Regions from separate parts of the Homo sapiens genome. Here region 1 is linked to region 2. A link is a loop called in an ENCODE intact Hi-C map of the cell type or tissue named here. Cell type or tissue: heart right ventricle. All regions are shown on one strand.

Region 1 (8,000 bases), 200 kb after region 2:
CCTAAAAGCTAACTTGGCTTTAAAAAAAAAAAAAAAAAAAAAAAAAAAAAAGCTAACTTGGCTTTTAGGTTTTCCACAAGACCCAATGGGTTTTGTATCCTTTCAGTCCACAGGATTACTACCAGAAGGACGTGTTCACTGCACTGTAGTCAGTGGTGATTGCTGTGCCTTTTCACAGTTACTTAAGGATAGGTTTTGGGATTTTTTTTTTTAGCAGCTTTATTGAGATACAATTTCCATAATATGAAATTGACCTGTTTTAAGTATGTAATTCAATGAATTTTAGTATGTTTACAGAATTGTACAACCATCACCATATACTAATATTAGAACATTTAGAACACCTAAAAAGAAACCTTACACCTGTTCATAATCACCCCTTATTCCCACCTCCACCCCAGGCAACCATTTTTCAATTTGTCTTTTATAGACACTCCATAAATAGAATTATAAATTATGTGGTCCTTTGTCTAGTTTATTTTACTTAGTGTGATTTTGAGGTTCAACCATGTAACATGTTATTTATTCCTTTGTATCACTGAATAGTACTCCACTGGGTGGATATTCCACAAATACGGATATTCCCTTTTCTTATTTTTAATCCAAAGAGGTTTTTTGGCCCAGTGTGGTGGCTCACCCCTGTAATCCCAGCACTTTGGGAGGCCGAGGCAGGCGGATCACCTGAGGCCAAGAGTTCAAGACCAGCCTGGCCAACATGGTGAAACCCTGCCTCTACTAAAAATATAAAAATTAGAATGGGCATGGTGGCAAGCACCTATACTCCCAGCTACTCAGGAGGCTGAGGCAGGAGAATCACTTGAACCCAGAAGGAGGAGGTTGCAGTCAGCTGAAGTCGCACCACTGCACTCCAGCCTGGGTGACAGAGTAAGACTCTGTCTTTATGCAGTGGCTCATGCCTGTAATCCCAGCACTTTGGGAGGCTGAGGCGGGTGGATCACCTGAGGTCAGGAGTTCAAGACCAGCCTGGCCAACATGGTGAAATCCCGTCTCAACTAAAAATACAAAAATTAGCTGGGCGTGGTGGCAGGCATCTGTATCTCAGCTACTGGGGAGGATGAGGCAGGAGAATTGTTTGGGGGGTACGGGGGGAGATAGGTTTTTGATACAGGGAACCATCTCTTTACCAGCCCCCCCAAATAAGACCCTCTTATTAAGACTACCTAAATAGAAGTATCATGGGTTTGGCAGTAAAGCTAGTTAATTAGTAACTTACATTGTAAAAAATATTTTTGTGATTTAAAATAATAAGTTTTAATATCTTATATAGACTTGCTGTTAACTACTGAAAGATTTTTTTAAAATTTCATTTCTAGGTAAGACCATTGCAATTGGAAAAGTTCTGAAACTGGTTCCAGAGAAAGACTAAGCATTTTCTTGATGACCCTGCACAATACTGTGAGGAAAATTGACTGCAGAAGCCTACTTCACACCGCCTTCTCTTATTTTCTGCCCATTGATAAACCTCTCCCCATATTTTGCAAAGAGGAAATTCACAGCAAAAGTCCACATTATGTCAGCTTTCTCATATTGAGAGCTCTGCTATGCCACTGTTGAATTTTTCCCAAGATTCCTGTCCCTAGCCCTCACTTCAAACTCTGCTTCCTTGGACAGATTTGGCAATAGCTTTGTAAGTGATGTGGACATAATTGCCTACAATAATGAAAACCTACAGGAATTTTTTTATTTTTCATTTTCCCCTTAGGCATATTTAGTATTTTTCCCCCAGGCAGATCATTCTGAGTGTGCGAGTGTGTGTGCACATGTTACAAAGGCAACTACCATGTTAATAAAATATTCAATTTGAAATCCTTTTCGGTATTTGAATTGCTTTTGAATAATGTTTTTTATCTGGATGTAACATTGTTGCATTAGCTTTTTAACTTTCCCAAGTAATTGAATACATTTTATTACTTGGACTTTTATAAACTCTTTCCCTACCCACTATAAATGAGACATTCACAGCGTTCAAGTTTGTATTAAAGGAAAGGATTAGTTTGACCCCTTCTTTTGATGGTTAATGCATACATGCAGTTAAATCCCTTTATGCAAATGTGACACTGCTTTACTAGGTCTTTTAGTTATTTATTTATTTTTTTTTTTTTTGCCAATTTATATTGTAACATGATTTCTTGAACACAGTAAGTTGTTTTAAAATAAAAGAACAGCATACTGTAGTTTTTATAAGTAAAGCGTAATGAAATTGTACCCCTAGAGAAAATTCCATTAACTTGTTAAATTAGTGGAATTAACAACAAATAAAGCATGTTTGAGACCTGGCAAAAATTCCTCTGGTAGTATTTATAAATAGAGCTGCATGCCTCTAGTATGAAAACCGTATCAGTTGCAAGTGCCACTTCTACAAGTTACTCAGTTTACTCTTTGTATCAGTAACTTTAAAGGTTGGATGATCCTTGCTGGTTAAAGCTAAATCTCAACCTAGCAACTAAATGAAAATATTTAGAATCATCAGAATCTGAACAGACTAAAATTATCAGCGATAAGCAGAATCAAGCAGGGTATAAGTTTTATCTCAATTATTTGAAATTGACTGAGTTTTCTTAAGTGTAAAGCTGAAATTTGCTAACCATGTTTTTGATGAACCACAGTGCAGCATTGTGTGGGTTTTAGATTGAATGACTCTCTGCTATAATTATCATGACTTTGAAATTTTTCATGAGAATAAATGAGGAATGGAGGCAATTTGTGGGTTTATCCAAAGCCCCCTTGATGTTGAGTGTTGCCATTGATCAAAGATAGCCTCTTTTAGATTGTGATTTCTCTCTAAATAAGATACTTTGTATATTTAATGACAAGTCTCTTCCCTATAATTTTGCTCCTCAGAAAAGAAAAGCCTAGACAGACTGTATTTCCAGTCACAGAACATAAAACTTAATCTAATGGGTGTTTTGTTTTGTTTTGAGACAGAGGCTCACTCTGTCACCTAGGCTGGAGTGCAGTGGCTCGATCTCAGCTCACTGCAGCCTCCACCTCCCGGATTCAAGCAATTTCCTGCCTCAGCCTCTTGAGTAGCTGGGATTACAGGAGCCCTCCACGAGGCCCAGTTAATTTTTGTATCTTTAGTGGAGACGAGGTTTCCCCCTATTGGTCAGGCTGGTCTCAAACTTCTGACCTCAAGTGATCCACTCGCCTCAGCCTCTCAAAAGTGCTGGGATTACAGGCATGAGGCGCCGCACTTGGCCTAGTGTTTTCTTAACTGTGAAATTCCCATTCATTTCTTGAATGAGGCTACATCTTATGGACAGAGCAAAGTTATTGTCCTACAGATTCTTAAAACTATAATTATGGCTATTGCATGAAATTTAAATAGATTTTATTATGTCTGCAAATCTCTGGGCTTTTATTTTTCTGGAAAATATAGGAGCTTTAATCAAAACATAATAGTTCTTTTTGTAATTCCATGTTAATAAAAACAAATACTAGCAATTGCTTGAATTTTAATGAATATTTAAAAGTTCAAGAGCCACGGAAATCACTTCCAGAGATAAGAGTTCCCTTTCTAAATAGAACACATTTTTAAAAAATAAGTTATGTTTGCTACTAAAACATTTACACTGTTAGACTATTATGTGCATGTTGCCAAGACTCTTAAGTAACTTGGATATCAACTGTGAAGGGCCTACCTCTAAAAAGTAACAGGTCATACAAATACAAATGTAACTGTAAAAATTCCACTGGATTCTTGCATATTTGCAAGATTAGATTATTCAAAAGAAATTTCAGTGCTAAAATTAACCAGCAACATAAGTTCTATGGGCTTTGAAAATTGTTCTCATCTTTTTAAAGTTGATGCATTTTCAATCCTGCTTACACAGGCTGTTCATTTGGATAAGTAAATAAAATGTCTAAGGTGAACTTGGCATTATGTGGAGATGTTGGACCGTTATAGAGCAATACAAATTCCTATGCTGTCATTCTGTTTTCTGCAAATGCAAACGTGCTTATATGGTCAACAGTGCAAAAATAGGGTAGTTGGCTGCATATTTAGGGTATTACCTAAGCATTTGTTCTCTAACGTTGCTCTACTAGAATGATTTTTTTCTTGCATCTTTTCACATTAATGATGTTCTTTATATAACTTTCATGCGATTATTTAGTTTTTTAAATTAATAAAGTGAATTTAAGAAATATTGAAATAAACATCTAAGTAATTGCCATTTTAAACCCTTGTTTCTTACTGTGGGAGAGGGGGAAATACAGCACTCATTTCTTGTTTTTAATTTGCAGAAGTAAGTGAAAATCTATGTAAAATCAAACCAAAAGAGTTGGACTGAGTGTGTATTGTCTTGAGATTAAGTGACAAATAGTAAAGTGTTACTGAGTAATTAAGCCCATGTATTTTTTTTTTGTGAGTTGAAAATCTTTGAAATATGTGATAACCGAATGTCAAAAGTTCCTAAACTCTAACAGTGCAGGTTGTTCACTGTAACGAGGTAACTCATATTTGCTGGTTACATAAACTACAAGTACTGCTCTCACAATATGGGACTTTGAACTGTGATGTAGTTCAACAGTTGCCGGCATCCTCTCAGCTGATACGCTGCGAATATTTTGGGTTAGACTTGCAGCCAGATGCAGTTTTGCAACCCAAGAAAAAAGTTGAACCTATGATCAAAAACTGCTCCCAAGATGAACCTGGAAAAAAATCAGCTAAGCTCCCTTGGCGATCTGCAGGAACACTAGTAATGACTGGAATTACTCCGTGATCTTTGATGACTATTACACATAACAGCACTCTAGCACCTTTTCTTACTGGCATGGACTTCCTCATGGACTGCTACTTCATGGATGATAGCTTCATTGCTTTGGGTAGGGATTTAAGGTAGTCAAGGGGAAAATACGCAGTTTTATTACAGGTCTTAACATCAGGCAACTTTCAACTTTAAAACCCTTTGTGAAAAATGTGGTTATAGCACTATAGCTCTGATTTTAGGATGGTTAAATGTTATATTCATTGTTGGCTTACCTTATCAAACTGTGCCATTAATCCTTTCACAGACATAGGTAAGGAAGAGAACAACCAGTGGATTCAGGGGACAATTATCTATCTCCAAATAATAGGCTTTTATTTCTTGCAGCTAACTTTTTCAGTGATTCTAGCAGATGCCATCTAGTACATCCTTGATCTTGTTTCTTTCGTGAGAGATCTCGCCATGGCAGCATCTTGTTAAGTAAGTGTAATTGCACATGCACAAAAGACTTAACTAGCTTTACATTTAGCAGTCAGTTGGTTAGATTAGGTTTCATAGTAAATGAATAGGAATAGAAAGAATAGGAAGTGTTTTTATTTTCCAGTAGTAATTCCGTGGATTCCATTTGACCCAGTTTACTATCAGTTCAGTTCAGGTAGATTTGGTTCAACTTTTGGTGGTTTTTGGCTCTAGGATATTCTTGACTTTAATATCCTAGAACTTACTGAGTCTTCCCTTCAATAAATACACTTCTCACATACCTCTAATCCTATGCTTCCTTGAAACAATAATGCTAGCTGAGTTGTTTACTAAGGATTATTATAAGGGCCTGAAGGTGTGGGAGTGGAGATTAATTAAAACCTTTATGTTCTCCAATATAAGGGAAAAGCAGGTTGGTACTACTTCTGATTAGGCAGAAAACACCAGGATTCCTTAAGTGATCCTTGAAATGGTTATTGTTTTCTGCCTTGTCACATTTGCCACTGTGCCCTTTAAAACGATGTGGAAACCTCAGGTTTGTGGACAGCACAGGTGGAATGACATCTTGTGCTTCCTGAGGCTCCCCTCTACCAGGCACATTAGCTTAGTGCTTCAGATGTCAGCCCAAGTCCTTGTTACCTCCTTTTCCTGCTGCCCAGGGAAGAGTGTGTGTGCTGGAGCTGGAGCGCTTGCACTCTTCAGGTGACTATTCTCACCTCCATTTCCTCCACATGCATTAGGTGAAACTGAGGTCTAAGCCTCCTGCAAGGTCTACATTTTAAGGACTCACACATCAGGCTCTCAGAAATGTACACAGGTATTAGTTCTGTTTGTTCTAAAGGAAATGTGGGTATCTCTCAGGCCAGGACTTAGTGACTAGTTTTCGCTAGACAGCAGGTTAATACCTAGATCTCATTTAAAAAAAAAAAAAAAAAACAGGATTAAAGGGAACTGATCAGGTTTGTTGAGTTTTTTAGCCTAATTCCAAAGCATGGAAGAGTGCTCTAGGTAGGAAAGAAAGCTTTTTCTTACGATTTGTAGCTACCTACTGTGCCTGACTTGGTGCCTGTGTGAGGATTAAGCCCTTAGTCTGCTCTTGCAATTATTCAAATGACAAATTAAATTTGCTTTTGTAATAACAATAAAAGTTGTCATCTTCCCTTTTGAAGGATTTGTCGTTTGTAATTACCTGTGTTGTAACAAGCAAAAACCATGCCCTTTTTTGTACAATCCTTTTATTTTTGTATCAGGTACTGGAACCATCTACCAAAAGGTTTGTTGGATGGATCTAATAAGCTCTGTCACATAAGGGATTCACAAACGTCATCTGCTTGCATATGGCATGCAAGTCTTTTGTATAATGTATACGACAACCTTAGGAAACAAAAATAAGAACCCTATAGGAAGTTAGGGATGCTGAATAATAAATAACTAGATCACAGTTATGTGGTTTTATGTGAACAGTAGAGTTGGGGGAAACGTCAATTATTATTAGAACTATGAACCTCTACATTCAGGATTTTTAATAAAGATCAAGAGACCAAATAGTGCTTGCCCTTTTCATTCAATGTGCAAGGGCAAGAAGAAGTTAATGATAAAGGTAACATACACAGTGGCTACTTGAATGACAGCAGTTCATTCCTGTGTACTAAGTTCCTGTTTGAACTGTCTTTAGGTGAATCGCTTTGAGGTTTTGGCAGTCAGCCTCTAGGTATTTGGCATTAAACCAATCATAGCTTAAAACTTGGGACCAAGCTTGCTATTAAAGTAGGGGTTCAGGCCAGGCACGGTGACTCATGCCTGTAATCCCAGCACTTTGGGAGGCTGAGGCGGGCAGATCACTTGAGGTCAGGAGTTCCAGACCAGCCTGGCCAACGTGGTGAAACCCAGTCTCTGCTAAAAAACACAAAAATTAGCTGGGCGTGGAGGCGTGTGCCTGTAATGCCAGCACTTTTTGGGAGGCCGAGGTGGGTGGATCACGGTGTCAGGAGATCGAGACCATCCTGGCTAACACGGTGAAACCCCGTCTCTACTAAAAATACAAAAAATTAGCCGGGCGTGGCCTGTAGTCCCAGCTACTTGGGAGGCTGAGGCAGGACAATGGCGTGAACCTGGGAGGCGGAGCCTGCAGTGAGCCGAGATTGCGCCACAGCACTCCAGCCTGGGCGACAGAGTGAGACTCCGTCTCAAAAAAAAAAAAAAAAAAAAAAGAGATCGAGACCATCCTGGCCAATATAGTGAAACCCCATCTCTACTAAAAATACAAAAATTAGCTGAGTGTGGTGGCGTGCGCCTGTAATCCCAGCTACTTGGGAGGCTGAGGCAGGAGAATCACTTGAACCCGGGAGGCAGAGGTTGCAGTGAGCTGAGATCGTGCCACTGCACTCCAGCCTGTTAACAGTCTTTAAAAAAAAAAAATGAAATTTGCTAGATGCAGTGGCACAAACCTGTAGTCCCAGCTACTCCTGAGTTGGCAAGATCACCTGAGCCTAGGAGTTGGAGGCTGCAGTGGGTTATGGTTACACGTGTGAATTGCCACTGCACTCTAGCCTGGGCAACATAGTGAGATGCTGTCTTTTTTTTTTTTTTTTTAAGTGAAATTCTTGTTACTGTCAATCTTTCCTTCAAATTGTTTCTGAAGGCTTTGTGCACCCACATTACTTGCAAGAAATATTTTCGTATGTTTTCTGCTAGGAATAAGAGACTGCCTATAACAAGTAAAATTCCTTTAGCTGATGGGTGTACTTTTTGAATTATTTGGAATATGATCCTTCTGTTAAATATTAGGCC
Region 2 (8,000 bases):
TCAGCCCAAAATCTCATTAAGCTGATAAGCAACTTCAGCAAAGTCTCAGGATACAAAATCAATGTACAAAAATCACAAGCATTCTTACACAACAATCACAGACAAACAGCCAAATCATGAGTGAACTCCCATTCACAATTGCTTCAAAGAGAATAAAATACTTACGAATCCAACTTACAAGGGACGTGAAGGACCTCTTCAAGGAGAACTACAAACCACTGCTCAATGAAATAAAAGAGTATACAAACGAATGGAAGAACATTCCATGCTCATGGGTAGGAAGAATCAATATCGTGAAAATGGCCATACTGCCCAAGGTAATTTATAGATTCAATGCCATCCCCATCAAGCTACCAATGACTTTCTTCACAAATTGGAAAAAAACTACTTTAAAGTTCATATGGAACCAAAAAAGAGGCCGCATTGCCAAGTCAATCCTAAGCCAAAAAGAACAAAGCTGGAGGCATCACGCTACCGGACTTCAAACTATACTACAAGGCTACAGTAACCAAAACAGCATGGTACTGGTACCAAAACAGAAATATAGATCAATGGAACAGAACAGAGCCCTCAGAAATAATGCCGCATACCTACAACTATCTGATCTTTGACAAACCTGAGAAAAACAAGCATTGGGGAAAGGATTCCCTATTTAATAAATGGTGCTGGGAAAACTGGCTAGCCATATGTAGAAAGCTGAAACTGGATCCCTTCCTTACACCTTATACAAAAATTAATTCAAGATGGATTAAAGACTTACATGTTAGACCTAAAACCATAAAAACCCTATAAGAAAACCTAGGCATTACCATTCAGAACATAGGCATGGGCAAGGACTTCATGTCTAAAACACCAAAAGCAATGGCAACAAAAGCCAAAATTGACAAATGGGATCTAATTAAACTAAAGAGCTTCTGCACAGCAAAAGAAACTACCATCAGAGTGAACAGGCAACCTACAGAATGGGAGAAAATTTTCGCAACCTACTCATCTGACAAAGGGCTAATATCCAGAATCTACAATGAACTCAAACAAATTTACAAGAAAAAAACAACCCCATCAAAAAGTGGGCAAAGGATATGAACAGACACTTCTCAAAAGAAGACATTTATGCAGCCAAAAGACACATGAAAAAATGCTCATCATCGCTGGCCATCAGAGAAATGCAAATCAAAACCACAATGAGATACCATCTCACACCAGTTAGAATGGCAATCATTAAAAAGTCAGGAAACAAAAGGTGCTGGATGTGGAGAAATAGGAACACTTTTACACTGTTGGTGGGACTGTAAACTAATTCAACCATTGTGGAAGTCAGTGTGGCGATTCCTCAGGGATCTAGAACTAGAAATACCATTTGACCCAGCCATCCCATTACTGGGTATATACCCAAAGGACTATAAATCATGCTGCTATAAAGACACATGCACACATATGTTTATTGTGGCACTATTCACAATAGCAAAGACTTGGAACCAACCCGAATGTCCAACAAAGATAGACTGGATTAAGAAAATGTGGCACATATACACCATGGAATACTATGCAGCCATAAAAAATGATGAGTTCATGTCCTTTGTAGGGACATGGATGAAACTGGAAATCATCATTCTCGGTAAACTATCGCAAGGACAAAAAACCAAACACCACATGTTCTCACTCATAGATAGGAATTGAACAATGAGAACACATGGACACAGGAAGGGGAACATCACACTCTGGGGACTGTTGTGGGGTGGGGGGAGGGGGGAGGGATAGCATTAGGAGATATAGCTAATGCTAAATGACGAGTTAATGGGTGCAGCACACCAGCATGGCACATGTATACATATGTAACTAACCTGAACATTGTGCACATGTACCCTAAAACTTAAATAATAAAAAAAAAGCATCCAACAACTTGGGAGAACTCAATTTCCCCTTGAGATACTTTATTTGAAAAAACAAAAAGAAAACCTATATAGTGCTTAATACATGCCAGACAGCATACTAAGCCCTTCACAAATACTATGTAATATCTAAATGGCTTAAATATACAACACTAGGATGGTCAAATCTTGTTATCAAATATCAACAAATATTTAAATTAAGAAAATAACAGGCCGGGCACGGTGGCCTGTAATCCCAGCACTTTGGGAGGCCGAGGCGGGCGGATCACGAGGTCAGGAGATCGAGACCACGGTGAAACCCCATCTCTACTGAAAATACAAAAAGTTAGCCGGGCGCAGTGGCGGGCGCCTGTAGTCCCAGCTACTCAGGAGGCTGAGGCAGGAGAATGGCGTGAACACAGCAGGCAGAGCTTGCGGTGAGCCGAGATTGCGCCACCGCACTCCAGCCTGGGCAACACAGCGAGACTGTCTCAAAAAGAAAAAAAGAAAATAACAATAGAGGAGGCACCCAGATATGCCCCAAAAGGTGTTGACATTCGTCATCTACCATCTCTTATACAGTCTCTCTGAGGCAGTAATGATCTAAGACCCTTGGCAACTGCATCTTCTGTGATGTAAAGACTAAATCTGCTCACATCAGTAATCCCAGCACTTTGGGAGGCCGAGGTGGGCAGATCACCTGAGGTCAGGAGTTGGAGACCAGCCTGGCCAACGTGGTGAAACCCTATCTCCACTAAAAATACAAAAAAATCAGCTAGGCATGGTGGTGTGTGCCTGTAATTCCAACTACTTGGGAGGCTCAGGCAAGAGAATCGCTTGATCTCGGGAGGCGGAGTTTGCAGTGAGCCGAGACTGCGCCACTGCACTCTAGCCTGGGCAACAGAACCGGGCTCCATCTCAAAAAAAAAGACTAAATCTGAACATAAATGTGAAGTAAACCCTTGCCCTTTAATCCTAGCAGGTGCACTCCTATCTTTAAAAAAGAATAAAATGCACAGCTGTGAATAGGATGTTTTAATGCCACAGGCAACTGGGTTTCTCAATATTAACCTGTACCGAAGTCCAGGATCTGGGAGAACGTGGTCCTCTGGTCCTGTCCCGTTCTCCAGGCTTCCGAGGGGGGCATCTGTGCAGAGAGAGCAATCACAGAAAGAGGTCACTTTTCTCACTACATGTTCTCCATAAGACAAAGACACAATGCAGACATTGGCTCATCTGCTACATCACTTGACTAAGAAATTTTTCTCCATCTCTCCTGCAAGCTGGATTTTAATCAGCTGTTTCCTGTTGTTCAGAGATAATCTCAGACTTGGCATCAGTCACTGTAGAAGCAGAAAGCCCTATACTTGGCCGGGCATGGCGGCTCACTCCTGTAATCCCAGCACTTTGGGAGGTGGATCACCTGAGGTCAGGAGTTCGAGACCGGCCTGGCCAACATGGTGAAACCCCATCTCTACTAAAAATACAAAAATTAGCTGGGCGTGTTGGTGCACGACTGTAATCCCAACTACTCGGGAGGCTGAGGCAGGAGAATCGCTTGAACCCTGGAGGTAGAGGTTGCAGTGAGCCGAGATCGTGCCATTGCACTCCAGCCTGGGCAACAAGAGCGAAGCTCCATTAAAAATTTTTTTTTAAAAGCCCTATACTTCCCCTTAACCTGTGACTTTTTTTTTTTTTTTTTTTTTGAGACAGGGTCTCACTGTGTCACCCAGGCTGAGATGGAGTGCAGTGGTGGTGTGTGATCACGGCTCACTGCAGCTTCAACCTCCCAGGCTCCAGTGGTCCTCCCACCTCAGCCTCTCAAGTACCTGGGAGGGACTACAGGTGTGTGCCACCATGCCGAGCTAATTTATTTTTTATTTTTTTTTGTAGAGATGGGGGTCCCACTATGTTGCCCAGGCTGGTCTCAAACTCCTGGGCTCAAGCAATCCTTCCGCCCTGGCCTCCCAAAGTGCTGGGATTACAGATGTGAGCAACTGTGCCTGGCCTGTGACATTTTCGACCTTGAGCCACCTGGAATTATGCATGAAGTCCATATTCAGAACCAGGGCCAGAAACCGGGTATAATGAATCAGCTTGCTGTTAAGACAAAACTGCTCCTGCTTGTAGTGCCTTGAATCAGACAGTAGAGGGCAGCATGGTCTAATTCCTGACAATGTCTGCGGCTTTCTAAAAAGGCCAATTTTCCCTGCATTAAGTGCATTTAGGAAAGGCATTCACAAGAGCTGGGGCCATAAGTAGTCTCTGGAACTAACGGGCTAGGGACCTGAACAATTTTCATAAATGCTCAAGTCTCCTTCCAGGAAAACATGCAAATCCATAAGCCTTGGGCTGCATGGTGACATTAAGGCCAGTATCACCCAGGAGAAACCTTGCTCACTCAAGAAACTTCTTGGGCCAGGCGCGGTGGCTCACGCCTGTAATCCCACCACTTTGGGAAGCCAAGGCAGGTGGATTACTTGAGGTCAGGAGTTCGAGACCAGCCTGGCTAACATGGCAAAACCCCGTCTCTACTAAAAATACAAAAATTAGCTGTGCGAGGTAGTGCACGCCTGTAATCCCAGCTACTTGGAAAACTGAGGTGGAAGAATTGCTTGAACCCAGAAGGTGGAGGTTGCAGTGAGCTGAGATTACGTCACTGCACTCCAGCCTGGGAGACAGAGTGAGACTCCGTCTCAAAAAGAGAAAAAGAAAAAGAAACTTATTAGTGAATGACCACTATGGAACCAGCCGTGCATCGGGGACAAGGAACATGGTGCTGGAGAGAGCACGCCTCGGTGCCTTCCTCATCCATCCTCCATGCCATTCCCTCCATCTTTGCTTGGCTTACTCAAGGTGCCCCAAGAACCCCCAGCTCTGTAGGGGCTGAACTTCAGGGAAACTTACCAGGAAAAAAAAAATTGTTTTAACCTTTTCTTCTACCTTGCTGTCTCCATCAAGTTATTTACTGACTCCAAATTCTCAAGAAGTTCAAGTCCACTTCCCCTCCCGCTTTTTTTAGAGGCAGGGTTTTCCTGTCACCCAGGCTGGAGAGCAGTGGCACGATTATAGCTCACTGCAGCCTCAAACTCCTGGACTCAAGAGAGCCTCCCACCTCAGCCTCCTGAGTAGCTAGGACTGCAGGCATGCACCCTCATGACTGGCCTGCTTATTTATTTATTTATTTATTTATTTATTTATTTATTTATTTATTTATTTATTTTAGAGACACGGTCTCACTATGTTGCCCAGACCAGTCTCAAACTCCTGGCCTCAAGCAATCCTCCTGCCTCAGACTCCCGAATGTTACATCTTAACGCATGTAAAACTCAATGAGAATGCTCAGTGAGGGTGGCATCAACTCACCCCATAACAGATCCTGGCTACCTCGGGCATTCATCCTCCCACCTGGTCAACTGGAATGGCCCAAGGAACCCCTCCCTCAGCCCCCACCCCACCATCCCCTCCTACTTGGCGCTCCCCTCTCTCAACCTTCCCAACACTAATCTCCGGCCCTCCTCCCCACCATCTTTTCTCTGATTCCTGAGTGAAGGTGGCCCTGAATCATGGCCCCAAGGCCCTCTGTCACCCTCGGCACATCTGGCAAGGTCTTGGCTACAGTTCTCACCTCCGTGAAGACGACAGTGCTCAAGCCCTCACCTCTAGCCCAGACCTGTCTTGAATCTCAGTCCCACATCTCTAACTGCCTTCTAGAAAACTCTACTGGGATACCCCGCTGTGCCTACCAACAGATCCTGACCCTCACAACCCCATCTTATGTCGCACTAGGCTGTAAGCTCACAAGAGCACGGCACCCACCCTCCATCCCATCACAGAGCCAGGGGGATCCAAGACTGCTCAGTGCCCCCAAAATGACCTCCTCCTCTTGGCTCACAAGTCGTGTCCACTGCCCCGTGGTCCAAAGGCTCCATACCATCTAAGAGGCCTTCTACAGCAGACGCCCCAGTTCCCTGTCATCCTTGCTAATCTAACTCATGCAGAGTCAGACTACATTCCCTGAAGCAAAGACAGGGACTCAACATGCAGAGTGGAAATCCACAGCTGGGGCAAAGGCATGGACCCACCCAGCCTTCAATGAGAGCGCTCAGTGAGGATACAATGTCCACACGGTCCCAGGTGATTGCCCACGGGCCCCTTCACGATGCACAACCGCGAATGGCTTGTACTTGTTGTGGGCCTGACGCTCTGGGGTGCACACAGCATAGACCGTCTCATCCTTAAGGCCCCCAAGACAGATACCATTATCTAATTTTACGGATGAGGAAATGGATCCCGAAAATTTAAGCAACTTGTTCAAGATCACAGAACTAACAAGTGCAAAGGTTTGAACCCTGGTCCGTCCAATGGCAGAGCTGAGCCTGTACCCACTTTAGCATACAGGCCTGCATCCAGTGATCCAGTGGGAAGACTGAATAAAGAAAACCAGGAACCCCAAACAGCACACAACCCGTATAAGCTGACTGGGAAGCACAACCAGGGCAGTGTCCGCCCAGCCACCGCAACACTGACAACCAAAACAGTAAAACTGCCCACTAAGAGCTAAGTGCTAAAACCAATCACATCAGATTATGGCAGAGCCACCACAGTCTGTCCTCAACCTCAACAAACAACTTCCAAGATCCAACGTGAGGACAAGGAGAAATAGAACTTTAGACTTGATGGGGAAACAAAGGGTTTGAGGACCCAAGGTTTCAAAGGAACCTAAGAAAGCCCTTGGAAATTGTGCATTTCCTAAAACCCAATACTAAACACAGGACCCTCAATGAAGGGATGAGCAGTCATATCACCTTGTACTGACAGGTGATTTTTCACCCGTTTACTATTCCCACTCAAAATAAACCTGGGTAGCTCTCCCTTCCTTGCAACTGGAAAGCAATGCTGGTGAATTTGCTTTGCTCAGGTATAGACACCACATACTCCCAGAGGAACCACGCATGGTCCCCAGTCCTCATTTGCTTGTCTGGGGTCTCCTCTTGCAACCTGGGGTGCTGTCCCCTTCTGTGAATGGCTCTGTCACCCAAGAAAAGCAACTCCAAAACTCCTCCCTAAACCACAGAGTTATCTCTTCCAAGATTCAAGAGAACTCCTTTCAGGGTTCCCCCTTCTTTGCTCCTTTCTCCCTCCCAACACTCAGCTGCAGAAAGCATCCTCTCCCAGCCAGTGCCTTTGCCTTCTCTAACTATCCCCACTGTCAGTGACTGCAAAGGCACCAGCGTGTTCAAAGATGACAAAAGTCTCCTAAGGTGAGGAGCCCTCCATGTGGGAAGTCTCCATTAAAAGACGAAGTGGCTCCAGAATGAGAGGGAATGTCAGAATATCTCTAAGGAAGGAAGATGTCCCTCAGAAGGGACAAAAGGCAGAAACAGAGCAAAAGGAATGGAGTCTCAGGAGAAATGGTGGCGGTGGCCACCTGGGCAGGCAGGCAGAGTCTTGGCACCAGTCGGCCCCACACCTCCCATGGAAATGGGGCATCAGGACAGAAGGGACTTGATGCAACCTGGCGTCCCAATCAGGCTACCCATTCCCCTGGCTCTGAGTCCAACATCCTGACACAGTCCTGGAATAATGTTTCTCCCTATGCCATGTCCTGCCCCTGTGCGCAGCCCCTGGGCTGTCCCAGCTCACAAGCCCCCTGACAGCATCGTTACTGCAGAGAAGGGAAATGCTGGCTGACGCCGGCACACGTCATCTCCAGAGAGTGCATTCGACATCAGCTGGAGCTCGGGTCCCATCAGCAGTGAGAAGATGGAGCTGACTCTGCGAGCTGACAGCCGGGTGTGGGACCACAGGAAATCTGCAAGGACTCTAGAGGCTGATGGGGAGCTACGTTCCCTGGACACACTTGCTACAGAAAGCCCAGAAGAGCAGGAAGAGCTCTGGGTTCTCTAAGACCAAAGCCCAACATGCACGAAAAAGGAGACCCGGATGTCTGATGGTTCAGGAGGCCCAGCTAAGCGGCAAAGGAGCTGACCCGGATGTCTGATGGTTCAGGGGGCCCAGCTAAGCGGCAAAGGAGCTGCCAAAACAATCAGACCACCTACTGCAAGCACCTCACGGTTCCACAATAATTCAAGAACCCAACTACAAGACCCCTCCATGGGGAACGGGACA

What was found. Peaks named below come from ENCODE experiments on the same cell type or tissue, not always from the same donor. Only the 100,000 strongest peaks of a DNase experiment are listed, where the experiment ranks them.
Region 1: a loop joins it to region 2, with 3 times the contacts of the local background. A loop is called at or near these places in 16 of 110 quality-filtered maps.

The regions. Positions count from the first base shown.
Region 1 is chr16:11,866,506-11,874,505 of GRCh38, reverse strand. GSPT1 (G1 to S phase transition 1) reads left to right here. Exons shown (of 15, transcript NM_002094.4): 15 at 1,335-6,378. The coding sequence ends at 1,387. Among named protein-coding and RNA genes, the nearest start is that of RSL1D1, 19 kb to the right of the region's middle. In heart right ventricle, a CTCF peak has its summit at 3,126 (motif pointing left); no DNase peak of the experiment used is centred here; H3K27ac peaks cover 2,317 bases.
Region 2 is chr16:12,064,072-12,072,071 of GRCh38, reverse strand. SNX29 (sorting nexin 29) reads right to left here. Exons shown (of 21, transcript NM_032167.5): 10 at 2,940-3,015. Among named protein-coding and RNA genes, the nearest start is that of SNX29, 91 kb to the right of the region's middle. RefSeq lists an enhancer at 3,912-4,011 and a silencer at 3,906-4,200. In heart right ventricle, a CTCF peak has its summit at 4,014 (motif pointing right); a DNase peak (open chromatin) is centred at 4,001.